2 separate regions of the Mus musculus genome follow, and region 2 is linked to region 1. The links are chromatin contacts, found by Hi-C in ENCODE. All regions are on one chromosome and are shown on one strand. Each heading gives the region's core, a stretch centred on a gene start or an enhancer-like site at or near the end of the contact. The rest is flanking DNA. Distances are from core to core; before and after follow the strand shown. Region 1 overlaps Armc3 (armadillo repeat containing 3). Region 2 holds the start of Msrb2 (methionine sulfoxide reductase B2).

Region 1 (6,820 bases), core at 1,031-3,530:
TTCAAACAGGAAGTGACTAATAATGTCTGTGTCCACATAATTTGGAGCACAGAAGTCAACAGTGGCTTCCCTCTAGAAACCTTCCATCCTTACTTTTGGTCTTTTGTTTCTTGCAGAATAAAGGTTGAAGAATAAGGAACAACTAACAGGAATCAAAGTACTTATCTGAATGAGAGACAAGAACTGCTAGGGTCTCTTGTTAGAAATGAAAGGAAAAAGAAATTATTTTAAGTGGGTAAATAAAGTAGGAGGCAGTGAAGACAAGCCTGTCTGAAAGATGAAAATGAGATGAAGCAGTAAAATAGGCAGTCATGAATAGGTAGCCCCCTCGGCTAATTTCGGGCAGCGCTCCTTCCTTACTATGCTGGTAATATACTGGACAGTTCTCTGTGTATAATGCTTTTTGGAAAGGAGAAGCCATTTAATTTGTGAATGTAGGAAATATCTCCAGTTGAATTTCATGTTTTATTTACTGTGTACTTTTCTGCCCAATTAATCATTCCAAATTCTTAAATAATTTATACAAGTATGGAGCAAATGATTTGCGGTTGACATCCTTCTGAGTAGTCGATCCTACATGCAATGAGAGTATTTTAAACAGTTTATAACATCACTGCCATCTGTTGGATCTGACCAGAATTAGATTCAAAGTTGCCCCCAAAATGGAAAGAATTCAGTAATCCTTTGCACTAATAACTAAATTTACTCACTGAAAAACCAGACAAGATTTGAAGATGAATATAGATGCAGACCAGGCTTTTTTAAAAGGATCTCTTTTAAAGATACAATTTTAGTAAATACCAATGAATAAATATTGAAAACAACAACTATAATCATTTTATACTTACAAAAAAGTGGAAACTTGTAACTAAGGTTAAACTCTTCACAAACAACTGTGTTCAACTATATGGACCCTGATTCTTCATAGCCATCTTACCTTAGCTCCATGAAGATAGCTTTAAAGACCCTAGAGTTTTAAAGACCCCCTTCTCCCCATTTTCCTGTGGAATTTGCAGTTCTTTTGTATAGCTTCTCAACTCCCACAAAAGTAGCAACCCAAGAAAGTTCTGAATTGTAGCATATATAACTGGCCACTTAAAAATACATCGATTAATTGTTGGGCTACCTTAAGCCTTCGAAATAGCAGAGACAAGTCTCCAGGGACTTCTCTACTTTTGTGTGACCTGCGGCCAGGAGCACAAACACTGATGATGATTAAGGGGCTCTGTGCAGAGACAGAGAGCCTTACACGGATGTGCCTGAGTGCTTTGTTAACTTTTGACTCTCTTTGACTCTATATCTCTGTCAATATGAATGACTGACTGATCATTTAGTAGTATTGGTATTAAAATTTCTCTAGAAACAAAGAAAATTTCTCCCCTTTAAATAAAGCTGAAGGAAGACAGATACTATCACTTTAACGTCTACAAAATTTATTTGTTGATTATCATGTCTAAGAAAACCATATATAATATGTGGGGGAAAATTTAAATACATCCTCAGGATAGATTTTTATATACTATTGAAAGAGTATATAGCATGCCTTGAGAAAAACCAGGACTCAGGTCCTGTCACATAGCCAGGAATGGTCTGAGCTGAAGTGGGTATTATCTATGCCAGTGCAGAAAGTGTGTGTGTGTGTGTGTGTGTGTGTGTGTGTGTGTGTGTGTGTGTGTGTTCATGCTTTAAAAAAATCACCACCCGAATAAATAAAGCTGGGCGTGGGGCTGGTAACATAATATGCTGTGTTTATTTATTTTACCACTTCGTTGTATACCTTTTAACTTGTAGATGTGGGGCTGATGATCTGTAGAGTCGCCATATTTTCTTGTAGAATGCTGGCTGTAACAGAGTGAGTGATGACCACTTATTTTGAAGACAGGAACACAACAACACACATCTGTTAAAAGTGGCCAAACGCCAATTCTTCCCTTCTCCCCGTCATATCTTGCAGGAAGGGACGCCACACACCCTCCGAGATGGCTGCGGTTGTTTACTACAGTCCTTTAAGGAAAAATTACCACTCTGTCTAGACCCAGGGCTCCCTAGCACTCAGATTCACTTAGGATAAGTAATCTCGGGTCTCAAAACCCTTAAAGAAACATTGCACTGAGAAACGACCCACGAAAGACGCAAACTCAGCACATAGGCTTGATGTATGGGTCGGACCTAAAGCCTAAGCCACGCAGTTATTGTCTTTGTCGCGTCGGGTTTTTCTTAAGAAAATGGTTTTCTGAGCGATTTCCCTTCACCCACAGCGGCAAGAACCGCGTCTTCATACTGCCCCCTAGTGGCGCCTCAGGAGAGAGTTGGGGGAGGGGCAAAAATGGACCGAGCGCTCTGTGTTTTAATGAAACACACACTAATTTAATTTGAAACACTCTGGTGAGCCTAAAATAATATTTTTGGAACATTATTAAAAGATTGTGATCTGGAAAGCATTTTACTGTGATAGTATTCTACTGCTAAATACACGGTTAGCAGATGTTTGTGTCTGTCTTTGTCCCTTTTTGAGGTGCAGTCGTTTCAAAATGTTTTGACACCTCTTATTTTTTTTTCCTCCACCAGTGACTGAATATTTGCTTCGCTGTGTTATCACAGGGACAAACGCAGCACGTTTGAGCAATAGATGCATCCCATGGCAATAGAAAAGATTATTTAATTTTTGTTTAAATTCATTGTAAAATTTTAGAAGCTTGGAAGTCTCCCAATAAAAGTGAGAGGCAACATAACATTGCTGCCTTAGGAAGGCTGCTTTTGTTTAAAGGATCGTCATTTTAAAAAAACAAAAACAAAAAACTAAGGATAATAATTTCAAAGCGCTTGGGACTTTAAAAGTCCTTTGAGAGCCTTGGAGATTGGACAGTGGGTAATGGCCCTTGTCACTAAGCCTGAGTTCGAGTCTCAAGTCCTACCCACACAGTGGAAAGATCTGACTGTCAGAGGTTGCCCTCTGAGCTGCACACAGAAGCCGTGGTGCGCACACACATTTGCAATGGACAAAGTGATAAAAGTGCTTTGTATTACAATGACAAAAGAAAAGAGTCCTCATTGTATCCTTATGAGGATACCTCATTCCTTCCATCCAAATTTACTGAGTGGCCGTTTGTTATATCCACCCATAGTGCCTCTCTTCCTGTTTGCGTAGAAGAATCGTGTCCTGTCTTTGCTTTTATTGGGCTGGGGGTGGGGTGGGGTGAGGTGGGGTGGAGTGGGAGTCATACTGAAGTTAAAAAGCACTCAGAATGAAAACCTGAGTTTTCAATAAAACCACCTGATTCCCCATCCCTACTCTGTGTCAGCTGATGCTTGCCAGACCTCGACAAACACTTTGAATTTGATTAACTACCAGTTTTCTGAGGCTCGGTGAATCTCATAAAATGTTCAATTAGAAAATTATCTGTGCTGCCTTTATTACCTACAGAGCGGGGCTGATATTTGCATAACATTTTAAAGTTGCTAGTACTGTCTGCTTCCCGGCATTACTGATTTTCACAGGAAATTATCAAACCGATTGGATATCCTCACATTATTTCTCTTTTAATTTGAAGCCTGTTTAAACCTATACATTACTTTGTATCCACCCTTGACTTTTCATATTATTATTAATCATCCCCTACATCTTTTTCCTTCACTTGGGAATAGGCCCTTATTGCTCATTATTTGTAGCTACACGGAAAGGCTCAGATCCGATCTCTGAAGAAGCTGCCTCCACTCTGACCCTGCAAGTTTATATCAGCTGTTTGGCTGGAAGGTGGTCTGAAAAGGATGATTTCCCACACACATACGAATGGCGGAATACGGTCATATTTCCCCGTGGTAGATTCTGCCGTTGCTGGTAGCTGGCAGTTATGGGTAAACACTTAGCTAAGTACCCCAGTAGAGTGTAGCTTCAGATCCTACAGCAGTCTTCCGTGTGGAGAAATGTCCTTGTCATTGTTGTGTGCATTTGTTCCTTTACACGTGAGCAAGTAGATGCATGTTACTTCCCCAGGTTACCAGAGGTAGGCAGGACACTGAGGCACCTTGGGACAACAGCCCGTCCTATGTCCCTGTATCTCTGTGCAGCCCGTATCAGAGATACTAAGAGTATCTCTGAGAGTTAGTTACTTCTCTCCACCCTGGCCACTCACCCTCCCACTTACCAGTTGCTCAGCAAGTGCGGGAGGCTCTTGCTCTCTCCAAAGAAGTTAATCTGTGTCTTTAATCCCAGACTCCTCTCTCTCTCTCTCTCTCTCTCTCTCTCTCTCTCTCTCTCTCTCTCTCATCTCTCCTTTCCTCCAATCTTCTCAGCCTCTCCTCATTTTTCATTTCTTGAACAACAAAAAAGCAAGCGGAAAAAAAAAAAAAAAAGCAAGCTAAGCAAACAGACTCTATGTTTGCTCTCCTTGGAAGGTAGAGATGGGCTCTGAAAACATTGTCCTCTGAAAACATTGGAATGCTTAAAACAAAGACCTCAGGGCATGAGGGGGTGTGGCTGTGATCCCAGCCCCTGGGAGACAGGATCAGGAGTGTAAGATCATCTTTGACTATATAGTGAGTTGCAGGCTTACCTGGGCTATGGGAAACCAGGCTTCAAGCAAGCAAAGAGGCAAAACAAAATAAAAAGAATGGATTAAACGTCACATGGTCAGGATTGCTTTCCTTACATCTGAATTTTGTCTTTGACAACTAGGAAATAACAGATGGAATGCAAATTGACCCCTCGTTTGTACCTCTGAGCTGCTAAGAATGGCAAGCAGAATTCTGGCCCTTCCAGTAACCTCTTCTCTCTGGAAATGACATCTGACAGGGAATCTAGGGGCTCCCCCCCATTATGACATTCTGTTATTTATCTATGAATTCATCTTGAAGCTTAGGGTCCTTTGGTAATCTTGTAACTACTTTCCCTCAATTCCTTCTGTGTTGATTCTGTGTAAGGCGCGGCTCCAGCTGTAGATAGAGATGGAGCAGGGGCAAAGTCCCTGGGGACATGCATTCCTCCAGCCTGAGCAACACAAAACTATTATATTTTAGTTTTGAGACAGGGTATGGCCAGTAGCCCAGGCTATCCCAGTCCTCCTGTGTCAGCCTCCCACATATCAGTATTACAAGTGAGCACCCCTCAGTCATCTCAAAAGATAATTTTCAAAAGTGACAGATACATAAGTGGAACAAAATATCACAGGGTGATAAAGAGGATCATGACCTTAGGGTCGGTCTTAGGAGAGGCCCCAGGGACCTGCGCTGGAGCTAATTGAGGGATGGGGACATAGCTGGGGATTGAAATTTTTTAGTCACACTAGAGCATTCAGTGTCCTTAGTAACATGAAATTATATCTTTAATTACTGTGGAATCCTATTCCATGCCATTTATAGATATTACAGACCGATTTCCAGGCTATCCAGCAGCATTTGCTAACTGCAGAATCATTTATTCTGAGCATCCAAACACTTTGAGCAGCATCCCTATTTTATTCGGAGACAAGTCGACCATGTGAAATGAGGAGAGCTATTCTCTCCCCTTGCCCGGTAGTTCATTACTACCCACTATTTACCCAGGGCGGAGCAGGCTGGCTTTGGAAACAGAGGGTGGCAGACATGTGAGGAAGTGAAGAATTGTGATCAAAAAGATAAGTCAATAAAGACTCCTTGACACTCTGTAAGAAAATTACATTTGATTCCCACGGAGTTCTGTAACAAAAACACTTGTGCTGTCTGTGGAAGTGCCTGGGCAGCAGGCTTGAGCCTCTGATTGTAGAGTTCTACAGAAACCATGACAGAGAGACAGTTAGCAAAAACACTCTGGAAGCCTCAGAATAACACCTAAGGCAAACCTTTACTTTGTAACAGTCATCTTGCTACCTTAAGATCTTTTAGTTTAAGGATGTGCCTACAGTTGTGATTTCTCCCCTTAGAGCCAGATGTTCTTTAAATGTTATTTAAAAGAAGTCTTCTTGCCCAGCATTGTCACAGCATTCTGAAGCCCAGGATTATTCCCAGGTGATCCCTGCTTTCAACTCTGGAACCAAGCACTTTAGCAAACACATCCCACTTTTTGTTTTCAAGGTTTCGAACCTCGCCTGTAATATCTGAGCCATTTCTTCAGCTCAATGCAGTGCTTTTGGGATTATTATCTCTGTCAAAAAAAGGGGGGGGGGGACAGAAACAGGAAGAGCGAGTGCAGACTCTTGCTCTCTGCCGTCTAGCTCTGGCTCTGGTAACCAGCAGAAGACCCATCACCTGCTTGCCAGGGTCTGCCACCACGCTTCACCCGTGCAGGTCTCCTGTCAGCTGGCACGGCTACAGGTGCGGTGCCGTCCTGCACTGTGCTGAGCGTGCCTGTTTCAACCACTGTAGCCTGGCTGTGCCAATATGTCTTCCTCGGTGTGACAAAACTCAGAGACATATGAAATGTCATGCTGGTGGGAATGGTTGTAGTCGCTGTAAACAAACAAGGTTCTTATTGCCAACAATCCCATCTGTTCTGCTGGGTTTCACGTATTACCCTGTATGTGGGCTCTGTTAAACAGATTTCCAGGATGCCCAAGGTCACCCTTGATTCATGTAACCAGTCATTACAGATCTGTTGAACATGGCTCTTAAACCTGCAGAAAGATCCAACTCCAGGACGGAATGCTGCGGCTTGGTGGCACATTCAGACTCTTTCTGTGCAAAGGCTGCGATTCCCTCCATATGAGAAGCGAGCAGATTCCCAAAATGTCTTTTATTTAAGGTGCAAAATTGCATTACTTAACTTCATCCAAAAGTTCCCTCAATATAACAAAAACATTGCCCTGAGGATAGGATGGCCTGAACACCCAGTTTGTTGGGTCCTTTG
Region 2 (7,082 bases), core at 3,844-6,343, 95 kb after region 1:
GCAAGCATCTGGAGTAAATGTTAACTTTTCTTCTAGGCTCCACCCAACAGTTACCTAGCAACAGCCAGGCGGGAGCCTGGCGGCTATAAAAGGACTGTTTGGACTCTCCCTCTCCCCCTCCCCTCCTCCTCTCCCTCTACCCTCTCCTCTCCCCTCTTCTCCTGTCCTTTCCCCTCCCACTCCCCTCCCTCTTCTCTCCCTCTCCCCTCTCCTCCCTCTTCTCTCCCTCTCCCTCTCCCCTCCCCCTCCCTCCTCTCTTTTCCCTCTCCCCTTTCCTCTCCCTCTCCCTATCTATCCCCCCCCTCCCTCCCTCTTTGATCCCCCCATGTATCCCCAGTGGCTTCTTCTTTTCTCTCCTTTCTCTTGTTTTGTCCCTCTCTGTCCCCTTTCTTTCCCACACCCTTTTCTTACCTTCTTTCTCATGCCTCTAAATACACTTCATTTTATACTAGACCCGTTGTATGGCTGGTACCTCAGGGTGGGGATGCCTCAGCACAGCCATGCTGCCGAACCAGGCCACCACATTACAAAACATACCACTAAAGCCTTGGAAAGCCAAAATCCACACTAGGTGCAGATAACCACAACTTAGTCCCCTCTCCTCCCATCTGTGCATGCACTAATGTCCACAGTGCTGAAACGGAGAAGCCCACCTGAAGGGGTGAGAAAATGGCGCATGCCTCAGACAAGGCTGACTCAGTAGAGGACTGAAATCGGATTCCTAAAGCCATGTTAAGGTCTTGAGTGCTGCTTGAGCAGCTCACTTCAATTCCAGGCATGGAAGGTGGAGTCAGGGATCCGGGAGCAAACCGCCTAGTGAGCCTTGTGTAGGTGGACCTCTGAGTTTGATTGAGAGAGTCTGCCTCAAAAAGCGGTAAACAACTGAGAAAGATTCTCTATATAAGCCAAGAGTCTTTACGTGCATGCGCGCGCGGACACACACACACACACCACATGAAAATAAAAATAAAAATATGTTAATAATCTTTTTTTCAAGAATATTTTATGCATGCCTCTGTTTCATAATTTATCTATAACAAATCTGAAGCCTGAGAAATCATTTAATAAAATTGTCCTCTCTCATCAAACAGTACTAGCATCTTGCATGCGTTTATTCCTGAGCAGGTAACTCTCATTACGCATGTTTTCTATGTTGTCATGGAACTATTTTCTGTCCTGTTTGCTTCCTTTTGACATCATTTTCCATAAACCCAAGTCATCTTCACTTTTGGCATTTTAGGAGCTATATACTTTTTCACTAAATTATCATGTCAAGATTTGCTTAGTCATTGTCTGCTGATGAGTTTTAAAAATTAATTGGCCATTATGAAAAGCATAACTGTAAATCCTTCTGTAAAAATAATGTTCCCCTTCATATCACGGCTTCCCCGAGGATCTGTGCCTTTAAACTAATGTTGCAAAATGAGGAATATAATGAGTTCTATAGTCTACATATGTTTCTTTTCAGAAAGAAAGGTGCCACTCTTTTTACAGGAAATGTATGAATACAACTCAGACCCCAAGCTTTGCTAGCAATGGGTTCTTTAAAAAAAAATCTATCATTATTTGATACATGTGAGGAAATACATGGAGATATTTTAATTAAAAATTCTGTAATGATTATGGAAGTTAAACATTTTTCCAAGGATTTGTTCACTATTTATATTTTCTCTGGTGCAAACCATCTGCTCACATCTTTGAAGCCATCTGTCCAGTGTGGCCTGACTGTGGCCCACCCAGATATTATCTTGTCTTATATGCATAATACTAAATGTTTATCTGTCATGTGTACTGTAGGGCTCTTATTAGCCTATTGATTTTTCCAATTTGGGATGAGTACTTTTTTGTGCTTTAATGGATGTGTGGCTGATGTATGTATATGTAGAAAACCTTAACATGACTTTAACTGTCAGTATTTCAGGTCTTTGTTCACCAGAAGAGCATATTTTTATGTTTGTTACCAAAAACTGTATAAGAATAGACATAAAAGAACTTGAACGGTGTGTGACATCTACTTCCTCTCTTCACTGGTATATTTTCAGTTGTCTGATCCAAGCCCAAAGGCTGACTTGTCCAAATATCTGTACCATCCATGGCAAGTAGCTGAAAACAGAAGCTAGCACCTGTGCCGGGCTACCCCTTTTCTACTAAGCCATTCGTTCATACCCTTCACAGATATGAGAGTTGGCCCAGAAGGAGAGTTTCCAGGAAATCTCTAGATTTCAGAGGGAACAGTCTGATCATCAATATTGGACTCTCAATAGATGAAAAGAGATTACGCGTCCTGGAGGAAGAGAATGGCTCAGAGGTGACCTTGCTCATTCCTTCTTTCCAAATAGTTTTAAGTAGCAAAAAGTCTATTGACTTTTGCCCTGGTATCCACTTTAGTGGTCAGTCCCTCTTATTCCTCTGTAGATTCAATGATCATTTTGGTAGATCCTCCATCTTTTTCTTTTAGGGACTTATTTAGCATTACTTTCTCCCCCCTCCTCCCCTTGTGTGTATAGCTTGCAGAGAACTGTGGGAGATACACAGAGATGATGCTGTAGAGCTTAGCCTTTATTGAAGTTTCTCACAACCAATAGAGGACCAGCTGAGTATTGTATCATCCTCACAAAAACACAACCACAGTTTAAACAACACATGAATGTGTTTGTCTCTCTTACCATAGGGGTACAACTCAGGGCTTGACTATTGCCTTGCATCCCTGACACCCAGGCTCCATGCATCTCCTGCTCAGCACCAGGGTGCAAATCTTATCTTCATGCATACCAGAAAACTGCCAGTGCTTCAGCCATCACAACTTATTCCCAAGTGGAAAGGAAAGGCAAAAACAGCTGGTGCAGAGTCTCTGACTGGTTTTCCTAGCAGTCTTCCAGTGGTGTTTGCTTTTGTCGTTTTCCAGAGAGACGTCATGTGATCACCAAGAGCAAGAGAGTGAGCACACTGTGACTCTCCAAAAAACTGAGAGATCTCTATAAGTAAACCAGGAACTGAAAGACCTCTTTTAAATAGACCAGGAAGAGTGTGGTTGGTCGGGCATTTCAGAGACTAAACCATGGAGTATATAAAATCAAGAGTAAACTGTTAAGTGGGTTTTATCAGGTTAAAGCCTTATGGCCAGGAATTCGAAGATTGGCCCATGATATCTCTCTCTCTCTCTCTCTCTCTCTATTTATTATTATATGTAAGTACACCACCCGGCTCAAGAATATTTCTTTGCGTTTTTGTGTTCTTTTAAAAAACCTATTTATATTATGTATATGAGAACATTGTAGCTGTCTTCAGACACACCACAAGAGGGTGTCAGATCTCATTACAGATGGTCGTGAAGCACCATGTGGTTGCTGGGATTTGAACTCAGGACCTTTGGAAGAGCATTCAGTACTCTTGACTGATGAGCCATCTCTCCATCCCATCCCATGATCTTTCTTGATAGGTGGGCATGGGAGTGGGGGCAGAAAGCCCTGTGCCAGGATGAGATGAAAGTTCTCAAAGCAGTGGATAGAGGAAACAGGGAGAGGGAAGGATCCAGGAAGGCTTCCCTCTGTTTTCTGGGAGTGTGAAGATCTGCAGAGATCTGCAAATACTAGCTGACTCCACCTCCAGGGATGCAGATGTTACAGTACTCTGTATACTCACTGACATGTTGATTAATCGGAAAGAACAGAAAGTCCAGAAACAGATCCCTGTATTGATAAAAACAAACAAACGAACCAACCAACCAACCAACCAACCTGGGGTTTCTCCCCAGTGGGTGTGTGCGACCCTGAGGCCGTGAATGCTAGCCATTGCTCTACTACAGAGCTGCATTCTCAGCCATACACTGATTTTGACAAGAACTCAAATGCAGGCAGTAGAGAACAAAAAAAAAAAAATTACCTTATTTTAAAAAATGAATAAATAAATAAAAATTAACTCAGATAGATAATAGACCTAAATGTAAAACTTAAAACTATAAAATTAGCAGAAGAAAACACATAAAATATTTTGTAATATTGGACTAGCTCCATTTGTTAAATATGTTACCCCTAAGCCGCCACAAACTATAAAAAACAAAAACAAACCATCAAACCGATAAAATGAAGTTTAACAAAATGTAAAACTTCCCATCCCAAGACACAATTAGGAAACAGAAAAACACAGCCCACAGTCTCGGGAAGGGAAATTTGTGAGGAAACGATTTGATAATGGCTTTGTGCCCAGAGAATATATGGAAGAACCTTGAAAAAAATCCACAACAAGTAAATCTAATAATAAATGGGCAAAACCATGTATGATTTAGCAATGGCTAATTGTCAGTTACTGAAAGATAACACAAGAGAAGCCTATTACTGTAAGAAGTTTAAGTCTAACTTTGTAGTGATGCATGTCTATAAACTCAGTCCCGAGGCAGGAAGATTCCAAGTTTGAGGACGCTTGGACAACATAGAGAGATTAGATCTCAAAAACCGAAGCAAAACAAACGAACGAACAAAAAACCCAACCAACCAACCAACAACAAAAAAACAGGCCTGAGTAATCAAGTGTAGGAAGGGGATGATGACAGGAGCTTTCATACATTGCTAGTGAAGCAGCCGTTGCCCTTGAGACCTGGCTATTCCTCTTCCAGGTATCCAAAAAAAAGGCATGTACAGGAACGCTCCTGGCAGCTTTGTTTTTGATGTGCAAAAATTAGAACAGCCTAAACTAATGAGTAACAGTTTAGTATAATGGAATATTATTCAGAACAACAACAACAACAAAAAAAAGATTTGTGCATAATGTAACGCAAAAAACCAAGCAGCAATGTCCAGATAATTATGTTGAGTAAGGGAAGCCAGAAATAACCAACTGCAATTAGTATGACTTCTGGAAAACCTAAACAAACTGAAACACAGCAAGTTTTAGACTAGTCATGATTCCAATCGGAGTAAGGTACTGCGGGAGGAGGAGGCAGTGGAGTCCCGGGATATTCCACACACTCCGCGAAGATCAAGGTCAAGAGGAGCAAGAGGATAAGTTAAGTGGTGGGGGTAGGGTGGAGCACCAGAAGAAAAGGAGAGCCTGGAGGAGGGGAAGAGACCTGGGCAGAGGGGAGGGATCCGGCGGAGGGTGGGGGTTGGGTAGGCTTGGGAGGAAACCCGTTGGTGGCAGCGTCATGGCGCGACTGCTGCGAGCGCTGCGGGGTCTGCCTTTGCTGCAGGCGCCTGGACGGCTGGCTCGGGGTTGCGCGGGATCGGGAAGCAAGGACACAGGTAGGTCCTCAATCGCTGCCGTCTCTCGTGGCTTTCGGTTTCACAGTCCTGGCTGACCCTGGGCGGCCTCCTGTGAGGTCCTGAGAGACTGGTCCCAGCGGCCCGCTGCCTGAGTTGCGGAGCAGAGCAACGCGTTTGGTAAACTTGGTGTGCTGGGGGAGCACTGATGCCGGAGAGGATCGAATCTTCTCCTATGCTTGCATACAGTTCGTTTATATGTTACATTTTGGTGTACAAAGTCGTGTTAGGAGCCATGGTGTTGTCAGGGACCCAGTGGCGGTCAACAGCCGTACCTTGTGCGCCCTCTCCTGGGCGGGAGTTAATCCTTGCCCTCCCCCCCCCCCCCCCCACTTCCTTCGGGAGGACTGCTAGTTGCCTCCTGTCCTGTGAGACTGGCCCACTGCACCATCACGGGTGCTGCTGCAACACTATCTTGGTTTTGTGTGACTCTAGGTTTTGAGATGTGTGGGTGAATTATTCTCGTGTTCCAACAGGTTGTTAGTGGCTAAGAGACAGGATGGGGTGGAATGGTAAGTGCTTTTTGCCCTCATTTGTGAATCCGGACACTTTTGCATCTTCCCTGGGAGGAGTAGGAGTCTTTGAGGAGTCCCAGGTGTAATTCTCTGTAATTTCGTGGCCCTGTGGTTTAGCACTGGGCAGCTGCTCTCCTGACCTCCTTTCCAACCCAGTTTTATATCTTATGCTGCTTAGGAAAAGTCTTGGAAAGATCAGGAATTCAAGGCCCATACCTAAACATGATAAAAGCAATCTACAGCAAACCAGTAGTCAACATCAAAGTAAATGGTGAGAAACTGGAAGCATTCCCACTAAAATCAGGGACTAGACAAGGCTGCCCACTTTCTCCCTACCTATTCAACATTGTACTTGAAGTCCTAGCCACAGCAATTAGACAACAAAAGGAGATAAGGGGGATACAAATTGGAAAGGAAGAAGTCAAAATATCACTTTTTTGCAGATGATATGATAGTATATATAAGTGACCCTAAAAATTCCACCAGAGAACTCCTAAACCTGATAAACAGCTTCAATGAAGTAGCTGGATATAAAATTAACTCAAACAAGTCAATGGCCTTTCTCTACACAAAGGATAAACAGGCTGAGAAAGAAATTAGGGAAACAACACCCTTCACAATAGTCACAAATCATATAAAATACCTTGGCGTGACTCTAACTAAGGAAGTGAAAGATCTGTATAAAAAGAACTTCAAGTCTCTGAAGAAAGAAATTAAAGAAGATCTCAGAAGATGGAAAGATCTCCCATGCTCATGGATCGGCAGGGTCAATATAGTAAAAATGGCTATCTTGCCAAAAGCAATCTACAGATTCAATGCAATCCCCATCAAAATTCCAACTCAATTCTTCAACGAATTAGAAAGGGCAATCTGCAAATTCATCTGGAATAACAAAAAACCTATGGTAGCAAAAACTCTTCACATGGCAGCTTATAACTCACTCTAGTTCCAGGGGATCCATGGCACCAGGCATGCACATGGTGCACAGGTATATACGTGATGCAGGTAAAATACCCATACAAGTAAAGTAAGTCTTACAAGGAGAATAAGAACAGAAGCAGGGGATGGTTCTGTGGTTAAGATCTCGATTGTCAGTGGGCATGAGTTCGGATCCTAGCTCCCCCACAGAACTTTACTGGCATGTGTGAGCATGAGCATCCATAACAAATGCTAAGCAGTGGGCATAAACGGCATGTGTTTCTCACCATGTGAGAGGCTGATAGATCAAATATCAAGCAGATAGCTTTGGTTCCAATGGAGACCCACCATCTGGGTCCCCTGTCCTGTGTGTGTTCACATGGGCTTTCTGCAG

The links. A loop is a pair of places that touch in the nucleus more often than their neighbours do.
Region 2: a loop to region 1 is called in a map of heart, with 2.8 times the contacts of the local background. The contact joins the promoter of Msrb2 here to the enhancer-like site in region 1. A Hi-C loop is called at or near these places in 2 of 37 maps with a recorded cell type or tissue (T-helper 2 cell and heart).

Annotation. Positions count from the first base shown.
Region 1 is chr2:19,274,180-19,280,999 of GRCm38, forward strand. The region is part of intron 10 of Armc3 (armadillo repeat containing 3); the gene reads left to right. Among named protein-coding and RNA genes, the nearest start is that of 4930447M23Rik, 67 kb to the right of the region's middle. Within about 2 kb of position 2,281, at least 2 of the 3 ENCODE cell types and tissues checked have a DNase peak (open chromatin) inside an H3K27ac peak, as active enhancers do; they include heart, where a contact is called at or near this core.
Region 2 is chr2:19,366,543-19,373,624 of GRCm38, forward strand. It overlaps Msrb2 (methionine sulfoxide reductase B2), which reads left to right and starts at 5,094. Exons shown (of 5, transcript NM_029619.2): 1 at 5,094-5,237. The coding sequence starts at 5,141.